Regions from separate parts of the Homo sapiens genome. Here region 2 is linked to region 1. A link is a loop called in an ENCODE intact Hi-C map of the cell type or tissue named here. Cell type or tissue: Calu3. All regions are shown on one strand. Each heading gives the region's core, and the rest is flanking DNA. Links, peaks and the distances in the headings are about the cores only.

Region 1 (11,487 bases), core at 1,270-9,269:
ATAGTGCTAAATGCCTATGTCAAAAAGTTGGAAAGATCTCAAATTACCTATCTAACAGCACACTATAAGAATAATAAAAACAAGAATGAGCTAACCCCAAAGCTAGCAGAAGAAAAGAACTAAACTCAGAGCAGTACTGAATGATTGAGATCCAAAAATCCATACAAAGAATCAATGAAACCAAAAGCAGTTTTTTTGAAAGGATCAACAAGATTGATAGACACTAGACTACATTAATAAAAAATGAAAAAAACAGGAAAAATAAGCACAACCAGAAATGACAAAAGTGACCTTACAACCAATCTCACAGAAATACAAAAAGCCCTTAGAGACTATTATGAACACCTCTATGCATACAGACTAGAAAATATGGAAGAAATGTGTAAATTCCCAGAAACACACAATCTCCCAAGATTGAATCAGGCAGAAATTGAAACCCTGAACAGACTAATATTGAGTTCCAAAATACAATCAGTAATAAAAAACCTACCAACTGAGAAAAGCCCTAGACCAAATGGGTCCATGGCCAAATTCTACCATACCTAAAAAGAAAAGCTGCTACCAATCCCACTGAAACTATTCCCAAAAAATTAAGGAGAGATTCCTTCCTAACTAATTCTACAAAGCTAGCATCACCCTGATACCAAAACCTGGCAAAGGCACAACAAAGAAAGAAAACTATAGGCCAATATCCCTGATTAACATGGATGCAAAAATCCTCAAGTAAATACCAGCAAACTGAATCCAGTAGCACTTAAAAAAGTTAGTTCACCATGATCAAGTAGGCTTCATTCCTGGGATGCAAGATTTGTGCCACACATGCAAATCAATAAATGTGATTCACCACGTAAACAGAATTAAAAGCAAAAACCACATGATATTGTTTGCATCTGTGTCCCCACCCAAATCTCTTGTAGAATTGTAATCCCCAGTATTGGAGATGGGGCCTGGTGGAAGGTGATTGGATCATGAGAGTGGATTTTCCCCTTGGTACTGCTATAGCAATATGAGAACAGACTAAGACACCTTGCACTCATTTCAATAGACACAGAAAAAACTCTCAATTAGACCAAAAATCCCTTCAGAGTAGAAACCTTAAACAAACTTGGTATCAAAGGAATATACCTCAAAATAATAAGAGTCATCTATGACAAACCCGTAGCCAACATTATACTGAAAAAGCAAAAACTGGAAGCATTCCCCTTGAGAACTGGCATAAGACAAGTATACCTACTCTCATCACACCTATTCAACATAGTTCCAAAAGTCTAAGCCAGAGCAATCAGACAAGAGAAAAAATGTAAGCCATCTAAACAGGAAAAGAAGAAGTCAAACTATCTGTCTTCTCTGATGATATGATTCTATACCTAGAAAATCCTAAAGACTCCTTCAAAAGGCTCCTGGAGCTGATAAATGACCTCAGTAAAATCTCAGGATACAAAAGCCAATATACAGAAATCTGTGGCATTTCTATACACAAATAGTATTCAAGCTGAGAACCAAATCAAGAACACAATCCCATTCACAATAGCCACAAAAAAACCCACCTAGGAATAATCTAACCAAGTAGGTGAAAGATCTCTACAAGGAGAACTAGAAAACACCGCCTGAAAGTAATCATAGATGTCATAAACAAATGGAAAAACATTCCATGCTCATGATTGGAATCAATATCATTAAAATGGCCATACCACACAAAGCAATGTACAGATTCAATGGTATTCATATTAAGCTACCAATTTAATTTTTCACAGAACTAGAAAAAACTACTCTAAACTTCATTTGGAACAACAATAACAAAAGCCTGAATTGCCAAAGCAATCCTAAGCAAAAAGAAAAAAGCCAGAGCCATCACACTACCTGACTTCAAACTACACAATAAGGCTACAGTAACCAAAACAACATGGTACTGGTACAAAAACAGACACATAGACCAATGGAACAGAATATAGAACCCAGAAATAAAGCCATACGCCTACAGCCATCTGATCTTCAACAAAGTCGACAAAAATAAGCAATGTGGAAAGGACTTCCTATTCAATAAATGGTGCTGGGATAGCTGGCTAGCCATATGCATAAGAAAGAAACATGGATTAAAGATTTAAATGTAAGACCCCAAATTAAGAATCCTGGAAGAAAACCTAGGAACCACCATTCTGGACATCAGCCTTGGGAAATAACTTATGACTAAGTCCTCCAAGGCAATTGAAACAAAAATAAAAATTGACAACTGGGACCTAAATGAACTAAAGAGCTTCTGCACAGCAAAAGAAACTAACAACAGAGTAAACAGACAACCTACAGAATGAGAGAAATATTCACAAACTGTGCATCCAACAAAGGTCTAATATACAGAATCTATAAGGAACTTAAACAATTGAACAAGCAAAAAGAAAATAACCCCATTAAGAATGGGCAAAAGACACGAACAGACACTTCTCAAAAGACAACATACAAGCAGCCAACAAACGTATGAAAAAAATGTTCAACATCACATCATCAGAGAAATGCAAATCAAAACCACATTGAGATACCATCTCACACCAGTCAGAATGGCTGCTATTAAAAGTCAAAAACTAACAGATGGTGATGCTGTGGAGAAAAGGGAAGGCTTCTACACTGTTGGTGGGAATGTAAATTAGTGCAGCCTCTGTGGAAAGCAGTTTAGAGACTTCTCAAAGAACTTAAAAAGGAACTACTGTTTGACCCAGCAACCCTATTACTTCCAAAAGAAAATAAATTTTTATACCAAAAAACCACACGCACTTGCATGTTCATCACAGAACTATTCACAATAGCAGGCATAGAATCAGCCTAGGTGTCCATCAGTGGCAGAATGTATGAAGAAAATATGGTATATATACACCATAGAGTACTACACAGCCATAAAAAGAAAGACATTGTGGCCTTTGCAGCAACATGCATAGAGCTGGAGGCCATTATCCTAAGTAGATTAACACAGGAACAGCAAACCAGATACCACATGCTGTCACTTCTTACAAGTGGGAGCTAAACACTGGGTACTCATGGACGTAAAGATGGAAACAACAGACATTGGGGAGTACTAGAGGAAGGAGGAAGGAGGCAGGGAGGCAGCAGTTGAAAAATTAACTATTGGGTACTATGCTCAGTACCTGCATGATGGGATCAATCATACCCCAAAACTCAACATCATGCCATATACCAGGGTAACAAACCTGCACATGTACTCTCTGAATCCAAAATAAAAGTTGAAATTATTAAAAAATGTATTTATGGCATATTTCTTGTAAATACCACAGTTAGGTCTTGCAGAACCCTCATGAAGTGTATAAAAATTTTTTCTATCTTGTACTATTATTAGATACCTTAGGTATCTGGCATATAAATTACATAAAGTTAACAGAGATAATCAATCTATAATACTGAACATAAAAAATATCGTGTCTATTTTTCTAAAAATAATTATATGAAGTTAATTTCTTCCTTCATCAAGATTGATACAACTGTCAGCATCTCCCTGTTTTTATGGCCCTTCTGACCCAATGGTCAAGGACAATAATAGAGACTCTTGGTTTTGAGTCACTTTTGGATGCCACTATTACAGTAGGTAGCTAGTCAGATAGGAGCTGAGCAGGATAGGGATTCCCCCCCTACCCCCACCACACACACCAGGAATGTCAGGCAGCCATCAGGTGATGGTAAGGCGGTTGTTAACTGTCTCGCTGAAATAATAATTGGTTGCAGCTGGCACCAGGGAACGGCAATCCCCTAATAAATATAAACACCTGAAACTGGTGATCAGCAGCTTCCCAAAAAGATCTCAGGAATTGGGTGAGCGGGTTCAAGCAAGCACATTAAAATGGTGGAGTTTAACTGGCATATGACCTTCCAGGGACATTCAACTGGTAAAAGAAGAATGCCTCAAGTGAGCATGTGTACAACTCCAGTAAACACACTGTGCATTCTCCCAAGTGCTAGCAGGCCACTGCCATGCGGACAGCCCACCCCAAGGGAAGAATTAGAGGAGAAGGGATGCAGGACCTTGGAAGTACACTAATGTATAAAACCTCAAGTCAAAAGGTCAAACTGGGGCCAGGTGCAGTGGCTCATGCTTGTGATCCCAGCACTTTGGGAGGCCAAGATGGGCGGATCACTTGAGGTCAGGAGTTTGAGACCAGCCTGGCCAAAGTGGCAAACCCCTGTCTCTATTAAAAATACAAAAAATTAGCTGGGTGTGTAGTTTTTATGACTAAAATTAATTGGCCAGTCCCTTCACTGGGAGCCAGGATACCCTAACTCTGGGTGCATGCCTGTAATCCCAGTTACTCAGTAGACTAAGGCAGGAGAAATGCTTGAGCCAGGAGGCAGAGGTTGCAGTGAGCTGAGATCACGCCACTGCCCTCCAGCCTGGGCGACAGAGCTAGACTCCATTTCAAAAGGAAAAAAAAAAAAAAAAGGTCAAATTAGGTCAAACTGTGCACTAGTCTTTCAAGCTGTCCACTTGGCCCTCTTCCAAGTACACTTTCATTCCTGCTCTAAAGCTTAATAAACTTTCACTCTTGTTCTAAAACTTGCCTAGAGCTCTTTCTGCCTTATGCCCCTCAAATTCATTCCTCTGAGGAGACAAGAATTGAGGTTGCTACAGACCCAAATGGATTGGCTGCCGATAACATATCTTGTTGCCATGTGACTTGGATAACTTCCACCACCAACACCACTGCTGTTGGTCTTTGCCCACACGTACAGTGGAAGGCTGCCAGGTTTGGTGAGACCTGATTATCCCCTCCCCCAGTACTGAGCTCAGATATGAGATGGGATGATTAATGCTCTCCTTGGGTATCCAGGTAGCCATTTCTACCAGTGGGTCTACCATCTCTAGTGGGCTTTGTCAGAGTGAACCTGACTATTACCCTCTTCTACCTCTAAAGCACAAAGCCCCTATCATCTTTTTCTCTTCAAATTAGCCAGCCTAATCAATTTTGCTTCTATAGTACAGAAGTGGAAGTTGAGGGTGGGTGTGGAGAAAAGGTGATGTTTTCTGATTTCTTCTTTCCTGGAAGAGTCCACAGCTGTAGGAAAAAAAAAAAAAAAAAGACAAGACATTGAATAAATCTTACAACAATTCATTGTTACACCCTCAAGATAAATAATGAGTCATTCTTCACTGATTAAAAAAAAAACCAAACCAAAACAAACAAAAAAAAACCACAACTCTTTCATGAGACTGAGCAGAAACAGAGCTCTGAGGCAGTCTCTTTTTGTGAAAGCTTCCAGAGTAGCCTATGTAGTCATGAACTGAGGCACCTTCCTGCCTCCTCTCTCATTGCAACCCAAAGACTTCTCATTGCTGAGGTAGGAAAAAGACAACTAAAATATCCAGAGGTATCTTGGTTTTAGGCACAGTGGGTTCAAGGTGTTCCATCAATTCCACTGGGACTCTGGGACTCAGTTTCTCCATCACTGATCTCTGCTTCCCTCTCTGTTGTCTGTGTTCTCAGATTCTTACTCTCTGGGGGCAGAGATGGCTCTAACTTTGGGCTTAGATTCTATAAGCTTAGAAACTGCAACAGAAAGAAAGATACCCTTTTCTGAAGCAATAGCTTCAGGACTGAAGCTCACTGGGTTGATTTGGATCAAGAGTTCATCCCTCTAGACAGAGGAGAAAATGCTTGGGTTGGCCAAATTGAATCACATGTCTACCCTAGGATCCATAGAGTGGAGTCAGACCCACAACAACTGCATGGGTTAAGAATGGAGGAAGAGTCATTATGCAAAGGAAAACTGGAGTGCTATTATCACACATGCACAAAAACCTCAAATGGATGCTGGGACATGGAACACAGTAAAACAAAACCAAACAAAATTGCTATCCATTACACACTCTGTAATAGAAAACATTTTAGAACTTAGCTAAATACTTGGAATCTTCTAACCAAGCCCATGGGGATGGATGACTGTTATCCAACACATTACTGAAGCATGCTCCTCACTATATCTTCCATTGCCCCTCCAGACCTATTCTCTGCTTTGCTCTGTACCCTGTATGGAGTTCAATAACCACTTTTGTTCTCTCTGGCTTCTTTAGGTTTCCCCAATAGGGAGCTCTGACAACAAGCTGGAGGTGTGATGGAGAGGTAGGTTGGGATATTGATTTCCCCTGGCTTGCTCCTTATGTGAATCAGCTGCATCTCTACAACTAATGCCACACACAGCTCCTCTCTGCAGTCGTGTTCATACAGCTTTCCCTCCAGGTTTAGCCAATGACTCTGTACTCTTGTACCTTCAGGTCTAGGGGTTGCAGTAGTACTCTTATAGCTGCCAGTCCCAGAGTAATAAACTATCCCTTGCAGTTTCTTTCTTTATGCCTTGCTCATGTTTTTATAAATATTCCGTTTAATAAACTCTTCATAACACAATTTGAATATGTCTTTTATTTTCTCCTTGAATGTCATTGCTACTAATAGTATTTATCTAGAGGTTGTTTATAGAACCATTGTCTTGGATTTTAATTTTTTGAATGGAAGCTGGGAAGAGAAGACCAAAGTAATAGACCTACTTCAAAGATAATATGCTCTAATAATGTCTCACTGGTTCATGAGAACTCAACAGATCACACCTCTAGTTCATAAAAAAATGAGATAGCTTTTTTTCCTTCTTACCTACTGTACTCACTCTTGAACCTTTTTCTATCCTGATAAAGTCATTCTTTTTAAAGAATTTCTAAGCATCAGAGATAGTTGAATCAGCTATTGCTATTTTTCAGAAGAAAATAAAGCCAAAAAGAAAGATATTTTGCCACTTTTCCTCTTGTTTCTTTGCCACACTTTGCACCTTGTAATCTTCTTCTAGGTGTTATAATAATGGCTAATGCTTATGGAGTATTTACTCTTACCCAGCACCATGCTAAATGTTTTATCTTTATTAACTAATTTGATCTCCACAACAAATTTATAAGGGAGGCAATATTTTTATCCCTCCTTACAGATGAGGGAAGTGAAACACAGAGAGGATAAGGGAGCTACCCAAATTTATACAGCTGGTTGGTAGCAGAGCCAGGATTTGAACCCAGGCAGACTGGCTCCAGAACCTATACTCTTAGTGATTAAACTCTGCTTCTTCTTCATGATGGAGCCACACCCAAAAGGGAAGTTAAAAGTTAACTATGCTTCGGAACACCTCATTTCACAGATTTATCTGAAAAGGATGATTAAATGATTGGTATTTATTATTTATTCCATAATGATCAAAATTTAGGCATTTCAACTTTCATGCCATCTACTTTACATCGTCAATGAAATAAGGCAGAGTGTAAACTACACTGGATATCTGCCAGTTTTGCCAGCTCCACACTCCACTCTATTTCCTGCCCCCAAAAGCTGACTTATATGGGTTACATCACTGGGCTTCCTTTCTTTCTGGATTCCAGTTGGGTTTGGCCAATGGGGAGCACCAGCAGAAGATTGAGAGAGGGAGGGGAGTGAGGTTAGGGTGTTTATTCTATCAAGTATAATCATAGTTATCTATTACTGCTCAACAAAGTATTCTAAATTTAGTGGTATAAAATAATAATTTTATTATGATCAATTCCACACCCAACTTTTGTGGGACAGGAATTCAGACAGCATAGTGAGGATGGCTTGTCTCTACAATGTTTAGAATCTTATCTGGCACTCAAATGCTGAAGGTGGCTTTACATCTGGGAGCTGAAGTTATCTAAAGGCACATTCACTTGAATGTCTATCAGCTGATCTAGTTATTTGTTGGCTGAGACTTCAGCTGAGTGGTTGGTCAAAACATCTATGGCTAGCCTCTCCATGTAGCCTCCTTACCTTGGTAAATTGGGTGAGTTTGGGCTTCCTCGTAGCATGGCAGCTGGGTTCCAATAGTGAGTATCACCAAGAAGCAGGTGGATGCACATGGAATTTTTATGCCCTATCTTTGGAAGTTGCATATGTCACTTCCAACATGTGCTATTAGCTCTGCTCAGATTCAAGGGGAGGAAACATAGTCTCCATCACTTCATGGTAAGAATGTCAAAGTTGCATTGTAAGAACAGCATGTGGGATGAGAATGATTTTGCAGTCATCTTTGGAAAATACAATGGGTCGCAAGATTGAGATTTGAGGACTAAGTTTGTATATACAAGCATGGCTCAACTGGAAAGGGTACGCCTATAAGGGAAGGAATACATTGAAGAATTTATAAAAATGTCAAGAAAGAAGTATGTCACAACTGAGGGCACCTCCAGGGCTTACAGTATAAATGAATGAATGAATGATTGAATATTGAATGCAAAACAGAGTTCCTAAAGGCCCCCAGTTCTTCCCCCAGTTTCTAAAAAAGAGATCTGAATATTTTTAAGAAACTATTAACTTGATCAAATTGTGTGTGTCTGGAAGAAGTTCCTTCTTTGTGGAAGAGGACATTGTGAGGACACTGTGAATTTGGGGATCATTTTAGCCATGAAAAAGCCATGCTTGGTGTTTCTCCTTTTGTAATTCCAGTAATCTTGCTGTAGCATGCAAAGCAGTTTTCAGGAGGGTGGAAGGCAGAATTTACTTCTTTTGTTGTAATGCCAGAAAGGTAGTTACTGCTGTTTCCATAAAGATTTTCAGAGGGTCTCTGATAAATATAAGGCCAAAACAAAGGTTCCACAAATGTGTATAGCTCAGTAAGGTCATGGAATTGTAGAAGCAAAGAGGAGGTCCTGAAGCTTCTTTATGGTCCAACCCCAACATTTTGCAGGTGTGAAGGCAGGAGATGAGAGATTAAGTGGCACACCTGAGGCCTGCACTAAATGGACTTCTGCTGTGTATCACCTGTTTGAAATTGATCCCAACACAAACACTGTTCTCAGAGGTGTATTTTAAAATTAAACTTTATTTTTAGATCATTGTAGATTCATATTCAACTGAAATAATACCCAGAAAGAGATCTGACAATTATTAAGAAAGTATTAAGAGATCTCATGTGCATTTCACTGTTTCTCCCAATGACACATAAGTGGAATCACACAATATGTAAGATGTTTAAATTGTTTATTTCACTCAGCATAATTCTCTGGAGATTTATCCAGGTTGTTGAGTATATCAATAATTTGGTCGTTTTATTTCTGGGTAGTATTTCATGTATGATGTGCCATTGTTTAGCCATTCATCAGTTAAAGAACAACTGGATTGTTTCCAGGTTTGTACTGTTACAAATGAAGCTATTAGAAACATCCATGTGCAGGTTTTTGTGTGAACATAGTGTTCATGTGGGATGAATGCCCAGGAGTGCAATTGCTAGGTCATATGGTAGTTGCATGTCTTTTGTTTTTGTTTTTAAGAAACTGCCAGGTGGAACCAAGATGGTCGAATAGGAACAACTCCAGTCTACAGCTCCCAGCATGAGCAACGCAGAAGACGGGTGATTTCTGCATTTCCAACTGAGGTACCAGGTTCATCTCACTGGGGAGTGTCGGAAAGTGGGTGCAGGACAGAGGGTGCAGTGCACCAAGCATGAGCCAAAGCAGGGCAGCACATTGCCTCACCTGGGAAGTGCAAGGGGTCAGGGAATTCCCTTTCCTAATCAAAGAAAGGGGTGACAGATGGCACTTGGAAAATTGGGTCACTCTCACCCTAATACTGCACTTTTCCAAAGGTCTTAGCAAATGGCACACCAGGAGATTATATCCCGTGCATGGCTCAGAGGGTCCTATGCCCATGGGCCCTTGCTCATGGCTAGCACAGCAGTCTGAGATCAAACTGCAAGGTGGCAGCGAGGCTGGGGGAGGGGTGCCCGCCATTGCTGAGGCTTGAGTAGGTAAACAAAGCGGCCTGGTAGCTCGAACTGAGTGGAGCCCACCACAGCTCAAGGAGGCCTGCCTACCGCTATAGACTCCACCTCTGGGGGCAGGGCACAGCCAAACAAAAGGCAGCAGAATCCTCTACAGACTTAAATGTCCCTGTCTGATAGCCTTGAAGACAGTAGTGGTTCTCCCAGCATGGAGCTGGACATCTGAGAATGGACAGACTGCCTCCTCAAGTGGGTCCCTGACCCCTGAGTAGCCTAACTGGGAGGCACCTCCCAGTAGGGGCAGACTGACACCTCACATGGCCGGGTACTCCTCTGAGACAAAACTTCCAGAGGAACGATCAGGCAGCAACATCTGCTGTTCACCAATATCTGCTGTTGTGCAGCCTCTGCTGCTGATACCCAGGCAAACAGGGTCTGGCGTAGACCTCCAGCAAACTCCAACAGACCTGCAGCTGAGGGTCCTGACTGTTAGAAGGAAAACTAACAAACACAAAGGACATCCACACCAAAACCCCATCTGTACTTCACCATCATCAAAGACCAAAGGTAGATAAAACCACAAAGATGGGGAAAAAACAGAGCAGAAAAACTGGAAACTAAAAATCAGAGCACCTCTCCTCCTCCAAAGGAACACAGCTCCTCACCAGAAATGGAGCAAAGCTGGATGGAGAATGACCATGATGATTTGAGAGAAGAAGACTTCAGACGATCAAACTACTCTGAGCTAAAGGAGGAAGTTCAAACCCATGGCAAAGAAGTTAAAAACCTAAAAAAAAATTAGATGAATGGCAAACTAGAATAATCAATGCAGAGAACTCCTTAAAGGAGCTGAAAACCAAGGCATGAGAACTACATGATGAATACACAAGCCTCAGTAGCCGACTTGATTGACTGGAAGAAAGGGTATCAGTGATGGAAGATGAAATGAGTGAAATGAAGCCAAAAGAGAAGTTCAGAGAAAAAAGAATAAAAAGAAATGAACAAAGCATCCAAGAAATATGGGACTACGTGAAAAGATCAAATCTACGTCTGATTGGTGTACCTGAAAGTGACGGGGAGAATGGAACCAAGTTGGAAAACACTCTACAGGATATTATCCAGGAGAATTTCCCCAATCTAGCAAGGCAGGCCAACATTCAAATTCAGGAAATACGGAGAACGCCACAAAGATACTCCTCGAGAACAGCAACTCCAAGATACAGAATTGTCAGATTCACCAAAGTTGAAATGAAGGAAAAAATGTTAAGGGCAGCCAGAGAGAAAGGTCAGGTTACCCACAAAGGGAAGCCCATCAGACTAACAGCTGATTTCTCGGCAGAAATTCTATAAGCCAGAAGAGAGTGGGGCCAATATTCAACATTCTTAAAGAAAAGAATTTTCAACTCAGAATTTCATCTCCAGCCAAACTAAGCTTCATAAGTGAAGGAGAAATAAAATACTTTACAGACAAGCAAATGCTGAGAGATTTTGTCACCACCAGGCCTGCCCTAAAAGAGCTACTGAAGGAAGCACTAAACATGGAAAGGAACAACTGGTACCAGCCACTGCAAAAACATGCCAAATTGTAAAGACCATTGAGGCTAGGAAGAAACTGCATCAACTAACAAGCAAAATAACCAGCTAACATCATAATGATAGCATCAAATTCACACATAACAATATTAACCTTAAATGTAAATGGGCTAAATGCTCCAATTAAAAGACACA
Region 2 (11,487 bases), core at 1,743-9,742, 65 kb after region 1:
ACCATTGACGAGCACCTGGCTTGGTTCCATCTCTTTGCTATTGCGAATGGTGCTATGATGAACATACGATTGCATGTGTCTTCTTGGTAAAATGATTTTTCTTTTGGATATACACTCAGTAATGGGATTGCTGGGTGGAATGGTAGTTCTGCTTTTGGTTTTTCAAGGAATCACCACACTGCTTTCCACAATGGTTGAACTAATTTACACTCCCACAAACAGTGTATAAGCATTCCTTCTTCACTGCAACCTTGCCAGCTACCCATTATTTTACTTTTTAATAATAGCCATCCTGACTGGTGTGAGATGGTATCTCATTGTGGTTTTGATTAGCATTTCTCTGATGATTAGTGATGCTGAACATATTTTCATATGTTTCTTGCCCACATATATGTCTTTTTTTGAAAAATATCTGTTCATGTCCTTTGCCCACTTTTGAATGGGTTTGTTTTTTCCTTGTTGGTTCATTTAAGTTCCTTACAGATTCTAGATATTAGTCCTTTGTCAGATGCATAGTTTGCAAATATTTTTTCCCATTCTGTAGGTTGTCTCTTTACTCTGTTGATAGTTTCCTTTGCTGTGCAGAAGCTCTTTAGTTTCATTAAGTCTCACTTATCTCTTTTTTATTTTGTTGCATTTGCTTTTGGGGTCTTCATCATAAATTATTTGCCTAGGCCAATGTCTAGAAGAATATTTCCTAGGTTTTCTTCTAGAATTTTTTTAGTTTGAAGTCTTACATTTAAGTCATTAATCCATGTTGAGTTAAATTTGTATGGTGAAACGTAGGGGTCCAGCTTTATTCTTCTGTATATGCCTAGTCAGCTGTCCCAGCACCATTTATTGAATACAGTCCTTTCTCCATTGTTTTTTTTTTTTCAATTTTTTCAAACATCAGTTGGTTGTAGGTGTGCAGCTTTACTTCAGGGATCTCTATTCTATTTCATTAGCCTATGTGTTTATTTTTGCATCAGTACCATGCTGTTTTGGTGACTGTAGCCTTATAGTATAATTTGAAGTCGGGAATGTGATGCCTGCAGCTTTCTTCCTTTTGCTTAGGGTTGCCTTGGCTATTCAGGCTCTTTTATGGTTCCATATGAACTTTAGTTTTTCCTAACTCTATGAAAAATGATGTTGGTAATTTAATAGGAGTCGCATTGGATCTGTAGATTGCTTAGGGCAGTATGGACATTTTAACTATATTGGTTCTTCCAACCCAGGAGTGTGGAATGGTTTTCCATTTCTTTGTGTCATCTATGATTATTTCAGCAATGTTTTGTAGTCCTCCTTAGAGATCTTTTACCTGCATGGTTAGGTGTATCTCTAGGTATTTTGTATGTGTGTGTGTGGCTGTTGTAAATGGGATTGTGTTCTTGATTTGGCTATCAGCTTAAATGTTATTGGTGTATAGAAATACAGATTTTTGCACATTGATTTTGTATCTTGAGAATTTACTGAAATTGTTTATCAAGTCTGAGTCTTTTGGCAGAATCTTTAGGGTTTTCTAGGTGTAGAGCTATATTGTCAGTGAAGAGAAATAACTTGACTTCCTCTTTTCCTATGTGGATGCTTTTTTTTTCTTTTTGCCTGATTGCTCTGGATAGGATTTGCAGTATTATGTTGAATAGGAGTGGTGAGAGTGGGCATCCTTGTCTTATTCCAGTTCTTAAGGAAAATACTTCCAGCTTTTGCCTGTTCAGCATGATGTTGGCTGTGGATTTCTTATAGATGGCTCTTATTATTTTGAGGTATGTTCCTTAAGATGTAGTCTGTTGAGGGTTTTTATCATGAAGGGGTGTTGGATTTTATTGAATACTTTTTCTGCATCTATTGAGATGATCATATGGCTTTTGTTTTTAATTCTATTTATATGATGAATCACATTTGTTGATTTGCATATATTGAACCATCCTTCCATCACAGGAATAAAGCCCACTTGATCGTGAATTAACTTTTTGATGTGCTCCTTTTTGATGTTAGTATTTTGTTGAGATTTTTTGCATCTATGTTTATCAGGGATGTTGGTCAATAGTTTTCTTTTTATGTTGTATCTTTGCCAAATTTGGGTATCAGGATGCTACTGCTTTCATAGACTGAGTTAGAGAGGAGTCCCTCCTCCTTGATTTTTTGAAATAGCTTCAGAAGTATTGGTATCAGCTCTTCTTTGCATGTCTTGTAGAATTCAGCTGCAAATCCATCTTGTCTGGGGATTTTTTTTTGGTCAGCAGGATTTTTTTTATTACTAATTTCAGAACTCAGTATTGGTTTGTTCAAGATTTGTTCCTCCTTGGCTCAATCTTGGGAAGTTGTGTGTTTTCTTCTAGATTTTCTAATCTGTGTGCATAGAAATGTTCATAATCGTTTCTGAGATCCTTCTGTATTTCTCTGGGTTCAGTTGTGAAATTACCTTTGTTATTTTTGATTTTGCTTAGATTTTCTCTTTATTATTCTAGCTAGTGGTCTATCAATCTTGTTTATCCTTTCAAAGAACCACCTTTTAATTTCATTGACCCTTTGTATCATTTTCTGGGGCCTCAATTTCATTTAGTTTTGCTCTGATTTTAGTTATTTCTTTTCTTCTGTTAGCTTTGGGTTTGGTTTGTCCTTGTTTTTCTAGTTTTAGGTGCAAGGTTAGGTTTTTAATGTGGTATCTATCTTCTTGATGCAGGTGTTTAATGCTATAAACTTTCCTCTTAACACTGCTTTTGCTGTATCCTAGAGGTTATGGTATGTTATGCCTCTGTTTTCATTTGTTTTAAAGAATTTTATTTGTGCCTTAATTTCATCATGTACCCAAAAGTAATTCAGAAGTTGTTTTGTTTCCATATATTTGTGTCATTTTGAGAGTTCCTTTTGATATTAATTTCTATTTTTATTTCACTGTGGTGTGAGAAGATGCTTAATATTGATATTTTTGATTTTAAGACTTGCTTTATGACTGAGCGTGTGGTCAATTTTAGATGAGAAGATTGCAGATAAGAACGTATATTCTGTGGTTGTTGGATGGAGTATTCTGTAGATGTCTATTAGGTACAATTGGTTAAATGTTGAATTAAAGTCTGGAATTTTTTTAGTTTTTCTGGGTGTGAATGATCTGTCTGAAGATGTCAATGCGGTGTTGATGTCCCACACTATTATCGTATGGCTGCTAACTTCTTTTGTTAGGTATAGAATTCTGTGCTTTATAAGTCTGGGTGCTCCAATGTTGGGTGCATATATATTTAGAGTAGTTAAATTTTCTTGAATTGAACTCTTTATCATTATATAATGCCCTTTTTTATTGTTTCTGGTTTAAAGTCTATTTTATCCTATACAAGAATAGCAACCCCTGTTTTTTTTTGTTTGTTTAGCATTTGCATGATCAGTCTTTCTTTCCATGTCTTTACTGTGAGCCTATGGCTATCATTACCTGTGAGATGGGTCTCTTGAAGAGACCAGACAGATCTTGTGTCCTGTGTTTTTATCAAATTTGCTACCCTATATCTTTTAAGTATGGTATTTAGGGCATTTACATTAAACGCTAATGTTGATATGTGAGGTTTTATTCCTGTCATAGTGTTATTAGCTAGTTTGTCTTGATTATGTGGTTGCTTTATGGGGTCCATGGGCTATGTGCTTTCATGATAGTATCAGTCTTTTGTTTCCCTGTTTAGACCTCCCTTAAGCATCTCTTTTAGGGCTGGTCTTGGGGTGATGAAGTCCTTTAGCAATTGCTTGTCTGGGAAAGACTTTCTTCTTTGTTTATGAAGCTTAGTTTGGTAAGATATGAAATTTTGGCTGACATTTCTCTTTAAGAATGCTAAAAATGGGCCCCAATCTCTGACTGTTAAGGTTTCTGCTGAGAAGTCCATTAGTCTGATGTGTTTCCCTTTATAGGTAACATGACCCTTTTCTCTAGCTGCCTCTAAGATGTTTTCTTTCACATTGACCTTGGATAGCCTAATGACTATGTGCTTTGGGGATGGTAATCTTGTATAGTAACTTGTAGGACTTCTCTAGATTTATTGTATCTGCATGTTGTCCTCTCTAGCAAAATTGGGGAAATTTTCCAGAATTGTATCCTCAAAAATACATTTATCAAGTTGTTTACTTTCTCTTCTCTCAAGAATGCCAATAAGTCATATATCTGATCACTTTAGATAGCCCCATATTTCTCAAAGGCTTTATTCATTTTTAAATTTTTCTTTTTCTACTGGGTTGATTCAAAGGACCATTCTTCAAGCTCTGAAATTTTTTCCTTAGCTTGTTCTAGTCTGTTAAGGCTTCCAATTGTATTTTGAAATTCCTGTAGTGAATTTTTCAGTTCCAGAAGTTCTGTTTGCTTCTTTCTTAATACAGCTGTGTTATCTTTTAAATCTTGGATTGTTTTTCTGTTCATGTTGGATTTTTTCTCTTAAATCTCATTTTCTTTGACATCCATATTGTGAATTGAATGTCTGTCATCCTAGACATTTCATTCTGATTAGGATCCGTTGCTTGGGAGCTAGCGAGATCCTGTGGAGGTGACAAGACACTCTGGCTTTTTGTATTGTCACAGTTCTTGTGCTGGTTCCTTCTAACGTGAGATAATTAATGCTTCTTTTTTTGAATTTGCTATTGTTTGGAGCTTCTTGATTTCCTATTCTTTTTTCCCTTGGGGGTATGACTGCAGTGTATACTGTGTATAATAGATTGGCTTTGTTTCTGGGTGCTTTTAGGGAGCCAAGGCTCTGTTTGGGTTCCTTGATTGCAAATATGTTCCTGTGGTGGTCTTCTCAGGTGTTGCTTGTTGTAGCAATGTCATTTTGTTTGGTGGTGTAATTCAATCTTCTGTCCAGAAGGTGGTGCTGAAAAGTAAGAGCCAACAGGTAGGAGCAGGGGCAAGGGAGAAGTGAAAAGTATCCTTCCCTAGCAAGTGTTCAACCTTCAGTGGGGGGTGGAGCCACTGTAGTTGCCTAATAAGTGGTCTGTTTCAGCCCACGTTCCCTGGGTTCTTATGGAAAGAGGTGCTGCCAAGTCCACAGTAGTGTGGAGGGGAGAGATTACCCATTCTCCGTGTCCATCCCTGGGCTTTGGTGGTACTGTCTCAAGGGCTGGTGCTGCACTCATGTTTCCTTTGGCCCGAGGGGTGCTTTGGTGGGCTGTGCTCCCCACTTCTTTAGGGGAAGACCATGCCAGGGGTTAGCTCTCTCTGGTTCTGGGTGTCTTTGGTGGCAGAGTCTGTATACATTCCTTGGTTATAGGTAACTTTGTATAGCGGCTCTTCCAAATGCTGGTTGTAGCATGTGGGCAGACTCACTGCCTCCTGTGTGGCTGGGGTGGCAGAGGTCTCAGGAAGCTTTTCTCATTCCCCACTGTTGAGCACTTGTGTCTGCAGATTTTCTATTGTGTTGTGCCATTCAACCTCCAGGCCAGTAGGTATCTTATACAGGTAAAAGCCAGCTGCAGCCAATGCAGATGTGCATATACCTGATCTTTGTTTACTGGGAGAAGCTCTGTTGCCTCTGGCAATCTGTGGGGTGCACAGTGGTCTGAGCTTCCTGTTCAGCTCCAGAGTGGGAGACTAAGAGGGATGGGGCCTGACCAGGCAGGTCCACTTACAGGTCCCCCAATAACAGGCACGAGCACTAGCTCCAAGGTGGGGGGGCCCAGTGGGTGGCCACCAAGTGGCCAGAGGTGTGCCTAGTTATGGAGTTTGAAAACTTCCTCTGCCCCAAGTTCTCTGCCTAAGGAAGAGGAGAGGTGTAAACTCCTAATCTAGATGAATTGGTACTTGGAATGTCTAGAGATATGTCTGGGCATTGAGAGGAGGGTGAGCTAGTGCACCACAATCTCCACACCTGAAGGTGGGGGTGGCTCAGGCTTCTAATCCAGGCAAGCAGGTATGCCAAATGCCTGGAAATATGCCTCAGCAAGGAGTGGAGAAACTACTGCTGCAACAAGGTCTTTGCAGGGGATGGGAAGGGTGGCTCTGTCTCCTACTCCGAGAGAGCAGGTGTACCTCATGCCAGATGATATGCCTGGGGTAGAAGCAGAGAAATCACTGCCACATTAAGATCTTTGCATGGGAAGGGATAGGTGGCTCAAGCTCCTAATCTGTGAGACCTAGTGTGCTAAATGCCTGGAGTTCTGTCCAGGTGTGGAGTGGAGGAAGTGTCACTGCACCGAGTTCACTGCATGGGAAAGGGATGGAAGCTCAAGCTCCTATTCCAAAGGGGCAGGTATGCCAAAGGCCTGGAGACATGTCCAGGCATGGAGCAGGGACTGTGCCACTGCACCAAGATCTCTGCACAGGAGGGAAGCTCAGGCAGGTGAGCACGTGTGCTGAATGCCTGAAAATATGTCCCCCAGTAGGGAGCAGAGTAACAGAGTGCAACAAAGTCTTTTCAGGAAAGGGGTCAGCTCAGGCAGCTAATCCAGGTGAGAGTGTGTGCCAAACACCTAGAGGTAGGCCCATGCATGGTGTGAAGGGAGCACCACTGCACCAAGATCTCTGTAGAGGAAGGATGGGGTAGCTCAGGCTGCTAATCCAGGGGAACAGGTATTGCAAGTGCTTGGCGACATGCCTCAGCATAGGGTAGAGAGGGCCCCACTGCACCACGATCTCAGAAAAGCAGGCTGGAGCACCCAGCAATGATACACGCAGACTGGTTCCAGGTTGGCAAACTGGCCCTGGCAGCAAGTCTTGCTGCCCAGGAGAAACTAGCTTCAGCAACTCTCCTACTCCAGACCTGCAATGAAGGAGAGCCCAATTCCAGCACCTACTGCTGGGGTGCTTTCCACACCTGCTGCTCAATTCTGGCTGTGGGGGCTCTTCCCCAGCTCCATAGAAAGCACTCCAATCTTTGGTCTGAGACTAAAATGCCTGTGTGGCCATGCTGCTGGGTTGCTGAAGAATGGCTGACTTTCTATGAGCCTGGGTTCAAAATGGCATCCTCTTCTCAGTCTTGGGTGTGGGAAAATGCCTGCAGCTTTTCCTAGTGTCTTTCCTGCTCAGTGTCTCCAAGCCTGTCCTCAAATTAGCTCTGGAGCTTGGGAGAAACAAGATGCTCTCCCTTGGCCAGAGTTGCATGGATCCCTAGTGGATCGGTGAGTTACAGAGGGAGGCTCTCTACCCCTCTTGTGTACTGGGGCTGCACCCACTTTTATCAGCTGGACACTGTTTGCCCACCTTCTTCTCTCCAGGATCTGGGATGTCCTTTGCTATTTTGGTGAATTCCCATTTTCCTTCTTGAACTAAAGCTCATCAAGTTGATCGTTATGCACTATTTTGCTCCTTCCAAGTCATTTAGGCACACAAAGAGCCTCTCATCTGCCATCTTAGGGAAAAAAACTGAACTTTTATTAACATTTTACCAATATTAGCTCATCAATTGCAACAAGTGTACCATAGTAAGCCAAGATGTTAACAATAGGGGAATCTTGAGGAAGGAGAGGTGAATGAGGGAATTTCTCCTAAATTTAAATGAAAACTTAAAGTTACTAAAAAATAAAGACATCTAAAAAGCTAATGGGACCAGGCATGGTGGCTCATGCCTGTAATCCCAGCACTTTGGGAGGCCGAGGCAGATGGATCACCTGAGGTCAGGAGTTCAAGACCAGCCTGGCCAACATGGTGAAATCTTTCCCTACTAAAAATACAAAAATTAGCCAGGCATGGCAGCGGGCGCCTATAGTCCCAGCTACTCAGGGGGCTGAGGCACAAGAATTGCTTGAACCTGGGAGGCAGAGGTTGCAGTGATTTGAGATCACGCCACTGCACTCCAGCCTGGGTGACAGAGCAAGATTATGCCTCAAATAAATTAAAAGCTAAAGGGAAAATAAAGCCTTTCTAACACAAACTTTAAAACAAAACAGGTGGCAGGTGAGATCTGTTCCTCAGGCTGCAGTTTATTAACCCATCCCCATCTGCACAGCCCCTACCCCCAGATTACTGTGTATCACGTAACAACCAGGATAGGGTCTTCATTGCCAGGTTGGAAGTAAGCAATTCAGTCCCTAAACCCTATCTTGCTTTCTCATACCACTCTTAGGACCAGTTATGTCTGTTCAGGTACTCCAGGAAACAGATGCTGAGATGAAATTAGTAGTGTAAGAGACTTGTTAGGGGATAACATCTATAAAAAATAAAGGGGGAGAAAGCAGGATGGGGTGGCTTGGAAAGCTTTTGGACCATGCTACATACCTGATAGTATCTTGGTGAACCTCAGAAAGCTCTGGAGCAAAGATTACCCACCAGAGGAGTTCCTACTTGGTCAAAATGGCCAGGCAGGCCCTAGCATCCCAACCATACTACCTCACTGGCTGGGAGCTGCCCAGGGCACCACAGAGAGAAGGTCCGTCAACAGCTCTCCTCATAGCTCCACTGCAAGCCCTTTCTTGAAAGGGAATCTGAGCAAGGTATCTCCATGGTTGCCTCAGGGTGCCAGTTTCTTAAGGCAATCTCCCTCAGGCTCTGAATCAGAGCTGAGTTCCGACAAACTCTAGATCAGCTTATATGTTCCTTACAACCAAGGCAAAAGCCACTCTTTAAAAGAATGAGAAAAGTGCAGTTGCACACAGCAGCAACGACAGCATAGGCACCAGGATTGTCTCCTACAAGATCGCAAAGATTAGAAAAAAGCCCCATCAATGGAGGAATCATGACAAGGCCCAAATAGAAAGAATGCAAGGTATGTTAGAGATTGATTTTCTTATTCCTTCACTAGTGGAGGAAACTTAAAACACTGGATGTAAGTTCCTGAAGTCAACAATTATCTTCATCTCTGGTCTTCTCTTTCCACATCAACTGAACACTGCTTTGCTATGGCTTTGTAGATTATGTACTTTTCTCTCACTCACTTTTTGGAATTATAGGAGTTTTTTCTGTGTAACTCAAACCTCCTGAACCTAGGGCCTGTGTCTTAGTTTGGGTCCCTATCTTAGTCTGTTTAGGCTGCAACAAAATACCATAAACTGGGTGGTTTACAGACAACAGAAATTTATGTCTAAGTTTTGGAGGCTGGAAGTCTAAGATCAAAGTGCTGATAGGCTCAGAGTCTGGTGAAGGCTTGTGTCCTGGTGCATAGCTGTCTTTTCACCATGTTCTCACATGTTGGAAGCGGTGCCTGAGCTTCCTCGGGCTTCTTTCATAAGGGCACTAATCCGATTCGTGAGGGCTCTGCTTTCATGACCTAATCATCTCCTAAAGGCCCCACCTCCTTATATCATCACCTTCAGGATTAGGATTTCAACATAAATTCTGGAGAAACACAAACATTCAGATCATAGCAGCCTCCTAAAAGCAGAGACTAAGATAAGAATTTGGGATTGCCTCCTACATAAACTGCCTGTGCCCAGGAACCAGGAGTGAAAAAGAAGTGAAACAGGGAAGGAGAAAGAGTCAATGTAAGGCACATTATTGAAATCTGCACTCCAGCTTTTCACTCTTGAGGAGGGGTCTGTATGCTTCTCAGACTTTTCACAAATAGTAACTCCTCAGCTCTTCCAGGCTGCACATAGAAAAGAGCATGGATTGGTAAAAGTCAAGCCCATCAGAAAAGCCAGTGTGAGCCTGGGGAGCACACTGCAAGGATGAAGTGGGAGGTAAATGTCTACATGTCTACTACGGGCCTGGCTGAAGCCACAGGTGGCTGAGGGGATACAATGTGGTCATACAATGGGTCAATTTGACCTAAACTCTAAGTATTCAAAATATGTCATTCCTTTGGGTTAAAGCCATTGCCTTTAAATAAAACACTATGGTCAATGGTGCACATAAGGGATAACACATTGATCTGGATATGAGCTGCTCCAACAGCTTAAGAAATTCAGAGGAAGTTCAATAGTTTAGCGAGTCAAGGGATAACTGAGAACATGGTATTATGAAAGCAAAACATTAGACACCATTGAATACATAGGGCTTTCTTATTTATTTTTTTTAAGAGACAAGGTCTCACTAGGTTGCCCAGGCTGGTCTCGAACTCCTGGGCTCAAGCAATCCTCCCACAGAGCTGGAATTACAGATGTGAGCCACTACACCCCGTCTATATATAGGACTTTTCATGGTTACCACTGGGATGCCCCCAAAGACCTCGTTAGCCACTAATCCCATGACAACTGAAAAGTTATTCATGGCCTTGGATTCCAATTCTTTTGTCTCACGATCTGGTTCCCTCCTTAGTGCTGGCTTCTCTCCTAGACGTTTTTCCGTTTTCCTGCTATCCATCTGACTCGGAAGCAAAGATATCTAAGAAGGCCAACATTAGCCTTGAACCTTGACATTAGGAGAAATCAGTGCCCACAATAGACAGTGCAATATTTTGCATAGACAAAAAATGATTCATGTTCTGCAGTTGGGTGTCTGGAAGGGTCTTGACACAGAACAACCAAGCTAGTAGGGGAGATGGAGTGCCACCTTCTTCAGTCCCATCACCCTGTACAAGGTTCTGAATGGATGTGACAGGGCAGGTTGGTTCACCTTGGTGCCCTTATCACCATCAGGTACCTTCTTACAAAGGAGTCTTCCAGAAAGGATTTACTTATTTTTAAAACTCCTATAGCTTAATGTGTGAGCCTACAGGACCTGAAAGAGTATGCAGTTGTAATTTCTGCTTACATAAACTTGATTGTGTGGTGGTGTCTGAACAAAGTTCACTAGACTAAATCAGTACTCCTAGAATCCAGAGCTGGTCCAACTCTCAGATCTGAGTTACCTTGGGCAAGTAATTTACTTGTATGCTCTAGGGAAGCTCAGCAATGATACATGTCCTATTAGGTATTGATTATCAAATGCAATTATAGAAAAACCTATTAATAAGTATAAACCACTTATCTAGTAAGTCATTTTCTTAGATGTTTTCACTTCTATGCAAATCACCAAAGTTCACTGTGTGTGTGTGCCATTAATAGTACCAAAGTTGCTATGGAAATGCAGACTCGGGTTTTCCTTCTGTGTCACATAGTATTGTGTCCAGAATTGGTGGGTTCTTGGTTTCACTGACTTCAAGAATGAAGCTGCAGACCCTCGTGGTGAGTGTTACAGTTCTTAAAGGCGGCGTGTCCGGAGTTTGTTCCCTCTGATGTTCAGATGTGTTTGGAGTTTCTTCCTTCTAGTGGGTTCGTGGTCTCACTGGCTCCAGGAGTGAAGCTGCAGACCTTCGCAGTGAGTGTTGAATCCAAAGAGTGAGTAGCAGCAAGATTTATTGCAAAAAGTGAAAGAACAAAGCTCCCACAGTGTGGAAGGGGACCCGAGGGGGTTGCCACTGCTGGCTCAGGCAGCCTACTTTTATTGTCTTATCTGGCCCCACCCACATCCTGCTGATTGGTCCATTTTACAGAGAGCCAATTGGTCTGTTTTACAGAGAGCTGATTGGTCCATTTTGACAGGGTGCTGATTGGTGCGTTTACAATCCCTGAGCTAGACACAAAAGTTCTCCACGTCCCCACTAGATTAGCTAGATACAGAGTGTCGATTGGCGTATTTACAAACCCTGAGCTAGACACAGAGTGCTGATTGGTGCATTTACAAAC

What was found. Hi-C counts contacts between places; a loop is a spot of excess contacts. Peaks named below come from ENCODE experiments on the same cell type or tissue, not always from the same donor. Only the 100,000 strongest peaks of a DNase experiment are listed, where the experiment ranks them.
Region 2: it touches region 1 in a loop (7-fold over the local background); 3 of 110 quality-filtered maps call a loop at or near these places.

Annotation. Positions count from the first base shown.
Region 1 is chr4:77,532,012-77,543,498 of GRCh38, reverse strand. It overlaps a transcript of CXCL13 not described here. Among named protein-coding and RNA genes, the nearest start is that of CXCL13, 68 kb to the left of the region's middle. In Calu3, for the core only: no CTCF peak of the experiment used is centred there; a DNase peak (open chromatin) is centred at 4,718.
Region 2 is chr4:77,467,050-77,478,536 of GRCh38, reverse strand. No RefSeq gene overlaps it. Among named protein-coding and RNA genes, the nearest start is that of CXCL13, 130 kb to the left of the region's middle. In Calu3, for the core only: a CTCF peak has its summit at 4,801 (motif pointing right); no DNase peak of the experiment used is centred there.